Regions from separate parts of the Homo sapiens genome. Here all the other regions are linked to region 1. A link is an interaction called in ENCODE POLR2A ChIA-PET data of the cell type or tissue named here. Cell type or tissue: OCI-LY7. All regions are shown on one strand.

Region 1 (2,500 bases):
TATGAATGCCCTTTAAGCACCATGGATGAAAATAGCTCTATAAATTTAATTTCTGATAATCTAGCTTCTTCTCAATTCTTAGAAGGAGGAGAAAAGTCCTCTATTTCCTTCTACCTGATCCTAGTAAATAGGGAAAAATAAATGCATATAAGGGCCTACAAGGATAAAAGATCTTGGGAAAATAAGGGAGAAATAGAAATTCAGGTGATTAGGAATACAGATGCAGTGTTGGACTTCATTTCTTTCTAAAAATGGCAAAATTTAAAAAATGGAAGACCGGGGCCAGGAGCAGTGGCTGACACCTGTAATCCCAGTACTTTGGGAGGCCAAGGCAGGCAGATAACCTGAGGTCAGGAGTCCGAGACCAGCCTGGCCAACATGGTGAAACCCTATCTCTACTAAAAATACAATTAGCTGGGCGTGGTGGCGGGCGCCTGTGGTCCCAGCTACTCGGGACGCTGAGCAGGAGAATCGCTTGAACCAAGGAGGCGGAGGTTGCAGTGAGCTGAGATCGCGCCACTGCACTCCAGCCTCAGTGATAGAGTGAGACTCTGTCTAAAAAAAAAAAAAAACAAAGACAGAGGTTGGGGGGACACGATGACAATGGGGCATGGGGGCAGGTTAGAGATGGTTGCCAATGTGTGTGGCTTGAAAAGGTATGTGGTCTCGTCAGTTGCTTTGGAAAACCCAATCAATGGTAGAAGAGATTTTCCTCTCTCTGGATGACTTTTCTGTGGATACTATTCCTCATCCCCCACCAATACACCTAGATACACTGGATAATCACTAACCCTAAAATACCATACCATTCAGTAGAAACAACATCTCAAGACCTCAAATCCCATTCGTCCACAAAATACTTCACAAATATAACTGAAAAAAAGGCTTTGAAGAAGATTTAACAGGACTGTTTGGATCAGATCTGGCAAGAACAGCTAGGCTTTTGAATGACTTCTACATACTTCTTGTTCCTGTAGGTCTGGGTATCTTGTTACATAAACTCTAAGTCTATAGAAATCCATCAAGACAAAAATAGAAGAGCAGGGAATTTGAACCATACTCCTGCCAGCTTTAACTAAGAGTCCTCTGTGAATATGAAGGACAAAGAACTGATTCTTCTGCTGCCTGCTCCTTGGGGCACAGCAGCAAGCAAAAACGGATACAGAGGGTGTGTGCTCACCTGCCTTTCCTTTTGCAGCCTCTTCAGGCAGCCGCGTGTCTTCGCCACAGGACTGCCTGGAACAGCAGGGGCTCTCAGGCCTCCACTGTCCCTCAATGCAGCACAGCCTGGCTCCTGCCACCACCCCTCTAATGCTCTCCTAAGGGCACTATGATCTCCATGGACATGTCCAGACTCCCTGTGGCCCTTCCTGCGAGCCCTCTTTGCAGAACCTGCAAGTTTTGCTTGGAAGAACTACCCTCTGGTTTGTACTCCTCCCTCACTGCCTCCTGCACTTAACAGTTTTTAAGGCAGATGCCTGCCTTCCTCTTTCATCGCCCTGACTGATGTCTTTTACTATTTGCTGAGATCTACTGCTCTTCCCTCATCGCTTGAGCATCCTTAACCTTATATTGGCCAGTCTCCTGGCCATCTCTACTTATATAATCTGCAGGAACTTGTTTAAAATCAACTGGTGCCTTTTTTCTACAAATGGGCTCCTCTTGTGTGTTTCCAATAATTGATGATATAATCTCCCTCAGGGATCAGAGCCTTACTTTCCTCTCTCTCACATTCAGTCAGGTTCTCCTATGTTCCCCAAAACGCCCCTGGAGTGCCTTTTAACCTTTCCCTGTCCATTCCCACCGCCCTAGCCCAGGCCCTTCCTGCCTGTCCTGTGAAGTACAGGTAGGTTCCTGACTGCTCTGCCTTTTACCCTTCCTTCCCTCTTACCCACCCTTCATTGCCATCAGTTACTTTTCTAAAGACAGGGGAATGATCAAGTCAGTCCCTGTCTGAACTCCTCTCCTGGTGCGTGCTCAATAAAGATATACTTCCTTAGCATGGCTTCACGACCCTGACATCTGGTATCACCCACTCCTCAGCCTTGTCTTCTCACAATGCACCTACTGCCTAGCCTCACCAAACAAATCAAGTTCTCCAAAAATGCTCCAGACTTTCACACACACTGCAAGGAAAAGACCAGCTGTCCTTCCCTGCTGAGCTCATTTCTGTGTGCCCTTCAATTTAAATTGTTAACTTTTCCGTAAAGTCTTACCTCACCGCCCCTCTTTAAGAGCTGCCACTTCCTCCTTGGTGTTCCTCAGAATTTTCCTCCTACCTTGGGGTACATATGCTACTGTGACCAGCTGTCTCTTTGTGTTTCTACACTGCTGGACTGTAGCTGCTTTTCATCTTTGTATCCTCAAGGGTGAACATAATGCAGAAAAGATGTCTGCTGAACGAATGAATGAGTCAACCATCTTTCTACAACTCAAGCTAATAGCTGGTCACTTGTCTTTTAACTCCTTTTAATGTCTCCAGCAGTATAAGAGAAACAAC
Region 2 (2,500 bases), 63 kb before region 1:
TTATAAATGTAGGCAACAAATCACAACAGTATTAATACCTGTGATTTCATCACCAACAAAAATCAGAGGTGTTTTCCTATCATACTGTACTTATGGCAAACATTTCAAAATATGACTTATATTCCTCACTATATCAAGATAATATTTATTGGCCAGGCATGGTGGCTCATGCCTATAATCCCAGCATTTTGGGAGGCCAAGGCAAGTGGATCACCTGAGACTAGGAGTTCAAGACCAGCCTGGCCAACATGGAGAAACCCCATCTCTACTAAAAAGACAAAAAATTAGCCAGGCGTGGTGGCAGGTGCCTATAATCCCAGCTACTTGGAAGGGTAAGGCAGAAGAAGGGCTTGAATCTAGGAGGCGGAGGTTGCAGTGAGCTGAGATCGTGCCACTGCACTCCAGCTTGGGTGACAGAGCGAGACTTCGTCTCAAAAAACAAAAAAACATTATATTTATTATATCTTCTTCTAAATCTTAGTATTTATTATGTTAATAACAAAAGCACACATATCACAAACTAGTTTACTATTTTGGTAACCGTATTTTAGTATGTTTCCTTTGTAATTCTATACATTTTATTTCATACATTTAAAAACATGATTCTGGGAAGGAGTCTACCAAAGGGTTGACAGCATAAAATGGTCAAGCACCCTTACGGGGCTTCCATTTATCTGAGTTCCTAGCTGAGAAATGAAACTCGAGTATAATTAGAATTTTCAGCTTTAAAATATAGTCCAAACGACCACAAAATTAAATGTTGCTGCTTAATGAAAAATCCTTCTATATGGCCAATTTCTCCACATGGTCTTGAAAACTTTAAGTATGGCTACATGTAACTAGTGAGATACTACTTATCTCTTGATTCAGCTTACCTCTTTCATAGTATAAGTGTCTTTTTGTGCACCAACAGACTTTAATAACTTCAAAAGCAATGGCTTTGGTCTAACCTATAAAGAGAAAAGAACTGCTATTATACTTCCAAAATTATCCCAGAACTATAGGCCCTGCAGCAAACATATCCATCAAGTTCAATAAAGGGGATTTGGAAAAAATGCTGGGGAGGATCTAATCATTATGCAAGTATCATGGAATCATCAAGTATCAGTTGTGATCACAGACAGTATCCAATCCAAAAGAGCAAAGATTACTTTTTCCTTCAGCTATTTATATTACCTGCTTACTGCCTTACAAACAACCATAAATTACTGAGATCCAATGAGCTTACCGTACTGATCCAACGAGCTTATTGCAAGCTAACTTAGAGAATCAAAGAGAAATGAATAAATCTTTAGAGTGGGTCCTGTTATCAATCTTCTCTTTCTAAAGATTAGGTTCCTGAAGGCTAGAGAACCTAACTAACTAACCCAAGCTGACAAGGGTAATTAAGAACAGATCAGAGATAACAACCCAGGTCCCTCAACTACAACTCAGCATTTTCTTCCTACTATATCATGCTGCCTCTTAGTTAGTCTACATTTCAAATATCTACTTGACAAACATTTATTGAGCTTCTACTATGCACTGGACAGTGGTAGGTACTGCAAAAGAAATTACAAATAAGACATATGACCTGTATGCAAGGAGCCTGCCAACTAGATTAGGGGTCAATTTTTTTCTGTAAAGAGCCAGACTGTAAGTATTTTAAGCTTTTCATACAAATGGTTCTATCCAAGTAAAAAGCATGGCTACTATGTAAACCAACGGGCATGGTTGCATTCCAGTAAAATTTTCCTTACAGAAAGAAAGGCAGCTGGCTGGGAGAGGTGGCTCTTGCCTATAACCCCAGCACTTTGGGAGACAGTGCTAGAGGTTTGCTTGAGGCTAGGTGTTCAAGACCAGCCTGGGCCACACTGAGAGACTCCACCTCTACAAAAAAAATTTAAAAACTAAAACAAAAACAGGTAACAGGCCAAAGTTGGCTGACAGGCTAACATTTGCCTGCCCCTTATCTAGAGGTTTTACAAATGGTCTTGAGAAAAATAATTGTCATGGGGGAGGGGAATGTAATATACTATGCACTTTCTCCCTTCCTTTTGGTTTATCAAAATCTGCAAAACTCAAGTATCTTTACAGCTTGCCACTACCACACAAACTGGTACCTCTGCACCTCTCTTTAATATGCCCCGGTCCTCTGTCTAACTTTAAAATCTGACAGCACCCCCATTGGGGATGCCTTAAAAACAGATTTTTAAAAATTGCCTATTTCCAGCTAATCAATAAAACAAATATTATTTAACAATTGAAAAATTTAAAATACATATAGAATTGAATTATTAATTTTTCTGATCACTTTTTTTTTTTTTAACTGTGCTTACATATGCACTTTACTTTCAGGCTAAAGAATGGACTCTCTCAAAAAAGATTTAAAAATAACCTTTTTTCTCCTGAATTTTTATTATATGCTATATTAGCTTCAAATTAGATAAAATAATTCAAAGTAAAAATCTGTAATGGAAGCCAGGTGCAGTGGCTCAGGTCTGTAATCCCAGCACTTTGG
Region 3 (2,500 bases), 110 kb after region 1:
CTGTAGAAAGTAACATTAACTTTGAATTTAAGAAGCTCTATTTAAAAAGTCGTATATTTTGAGATAAATCACTTAATTCTTGGTTTCCAGATTCCTTGTCTACAAAAAGATGGAATGAGGGAAAGGGGAAATACTGAACACTCAGATGACTTACATCAGCCAGGTAACCATGTAAACGCTTGAAGCAGTTAAGGTCTTATTAGGTAATAACATAGACTGTGGTCAAGTAGGGAGTGAATGCTTTACGGGTAAAGTCATTTGAATTCTAAAAATTATGAATATTGTATAAACCAACAAAATCAATTTGAGAGATAAGAGCTCTGAACCCTGGTCCAGCAGTTTTTGACTTCTCGACTAGATCCCTAAAGTCCCTTTCAATTATAAAATGTTTTGTTATAATAATGTTACATGTACCAGACTTTGAAGAATTAAACATAAATGGAATTTTAAAAGCATCTTAGGTTGGGCGTGGTGACTCATGTCTGTAATCCCAGCACTTTGCGGGGCCGAGGCAGGCAGATCACTTGAAGTGAGGAATTCGACACTAGCTGGCCAACATGGTGAAACCCCGTCTATACTAAAAAATACAAAAATCAGTCGGGTTTGGTGGTGCATGCCTGTAATCCCAGGTGCTCAGGAGGCTGAGGCAGGAGAATCATTTGAACCTGGAAGGCCGAGGCTGCAGTGAGCCAAGATTGCGCCACTGCACTCCAGCTTAGGCATACAGAGTGAGACTCTGTCTCAAAAAACAAAAAAAAGTTAGATTCCTTAATTACTATAAAAAAATAAATTGCACTGGTAATAAAATTTAATATAATCTAAATATTATTTCTCTAACTTCATAATGGTTGTTTGATATTATAGATATTTTGGAGTCATTATCTTTCAAAAACAATACACATTTTAAAAAGGAGTGAAAATAAACGTAAGACAACATCCTTACTCCTAAAGTATGCACAACTGGGAAAATCCATTAAGACTAGTGGGCACTCAACCAGGACAAGATGCAACCACATTTTCCTTTACCTTCTCGCATGCTATTTATGCAAATAAAAGCCATGTAACTAAAAATTAGGGCACGGACATGACATCCTCTCTCAGGAAACACACTTCTCTTCAAATAATACCACAAATAAAGAGACTAACTGTATAAGGGATTATACAAATTGGTTACAGAGATTAAGACTGGGAAGTAAAATATAAAAAGAAGTTAAAAACAAGTGACTACCAAGGAAAAAATCTATATACCAAATATACAAAAAATGTGGACTAGTGAGCCAAGTGTCACCAGACTGTACTATAAAACATTAAAGCCAACAACAGATTACCTTTAAAGACTGCTTTAATCCTATCCAGGATAAAACACAGTTGAACAATGGAATTTTAAAAACTTAAATTTGTATTAATCCAGTTAGCAAAATTTGCATCCCAGGTTACCTTAAAAACTTTGAATCCAAAATTATCTTGAAAAGCAAACAAATTAACTCATTAAAAAAAAGGACCCATATTTAAATAACATAAAGCAATTCTACATTTTAAGAAGATGAAACCAAATAACTGACATTTTAAGAGACTTCCTGAACTGAGTGAGGCTAGTTCATAATTGGTAAATAAAGAAATCCTGGGGCTGGTTTGAGGCCCAAACTCAGTTTTTCCTTATACACTTAAAAGTAAATACTGTATCATCTTTGGAGCTCAGGGTGATAAAACATGAAATCTGGAAATAAGGAGACCAAAACTAGCTACGTAATTTACCAGGGGGGTGGTCATTTATTTCTAGGCTGGCATCTTGTTTTTTTTTTTTTTTTTTTTTTTTTTTTTGAGATGGAGTTTTACTCTTGTCACCCAGGCTGGAGTGCAGTGGTGTGTGATCTCAGCTCACTGCAACCTCAGCCTCCCTGGTTCAACTGATTCTCCTCTCTCAGCCTCCCGAGCAGCTGGGATTACAGGTGCGTGCCACCACACCTGGCTAATTTTATATTTTTAGTAGAGGTGGGGTTTCACCATGATGGCCAGGCTTATCCTAAACTCCTGACCTAAGGTGATCCACCCGCCTGGGCCTCCCAAAGTGCTGGGATTACAGGCGTGAGCCACTGCACTCGGCCTCTAGGCTGGTGTCTTAATCTGTGAAATACGGACAACAATACTGACTGTACCGAGTTGATGGACAGATTAAGAATGTACACTGTTTATTAAAGATTTACATGTTAGTTATTACCATCATCAAGCAGCTGCAGGGTAGTACTTATTTTGGTACCCACTATTTGGTCTATAAATGTTTGCTGAATAAAGACTAATAATTCATTTCCAGCAAATGACAGAAGTATATAGACTTTTAAAAGAAGAGTAGTAAGTTATCTTTTTATAGGTAAATTGCCATTTAAGTTCACATCAATTATTGACAGATGCCATGAATCCCAACTGAAGATGAAATACACAAATCTTGGCATTAAAAAAAGTAGGGACAGGCCGGGTGTGGTGGCTCATGCCTGGAATCTCA

What was found. ChIA-PET counts read pairs that join two places held together with the same protein. Peaks named below come from ENCODE experiments on the same cell type or tissue, not always from the same donor. Only the 100,000 strongest peaks of a DNase experiment are listed, where the experiment ranks them.
Region 2: POLR2A ChIA-PET joins it to region 1 with 5 read pairs; 29 of 35 experiments call an interaction of 5 or more read pairs at or near these places.
Region 3: POLR2A ChIA-PET joins it to region 1 with 8 read pairs; 4 of 35 experiments call an interaction of 5 or more read pairs at or near these places.

What each region holds. Positions count from the first base shown.
Region 1 is chr12:68,749,374-68,751,873 of GRCh38, reverse strand. The region is part of intron 2 of SLC35E3 (solute carrier family 35 member E3); the gene reads right to left. Among named protein-coding and RNA genes, the nearest start is that of SLC35E3, 4.4 kb to the right of the region's middle. In OCI-LY7, no CTCF peak of the experiment used is centred here; a DNase peak (open chromatin) is centred at 1,183; H3K4me3 peaks cover 1,055 bases; H3K27ac peaks cover 1,677 bases.
Region 2 is chr12:68,812,004-68,814,503 of GRCh38, reverse strand. MDM2 (MDM2 proto-oncogene) reads right to left here. Exons shown (of 11, transcript NM_002392.6): 3 at 876-950. Among named protein-coding and RNA genes, the nearest start is that of MDM2, 5.1 kb to the right of the region's middle. In OCI-LY7, no CTCF peak of the experiment used is centred here; no DNase peak of the experiment used is centred here; H3K4me3 peaks cover 1,754 bases; H3K27ac peaks cover 1,772 bases.
Region 3 is chr12:68,636,921-68,639,420 of GRCh38, reverse strand. All of the region lies in intron 1 of RAP1B (RAP1B, member of RAS oncogene family), which reads right to left. Among named protein-coding and RNA genes, the nearest start is that of SNORA70G, 11 kb to the right of the region's middle. In OCI-LY7, no CTCF peak of the experiment used is centred here; a DNase peak (open chromatin) is centred at 1,030; H3K4me3 peaks cover 889 bases; H3K27ac peaks cover 2,500 bases.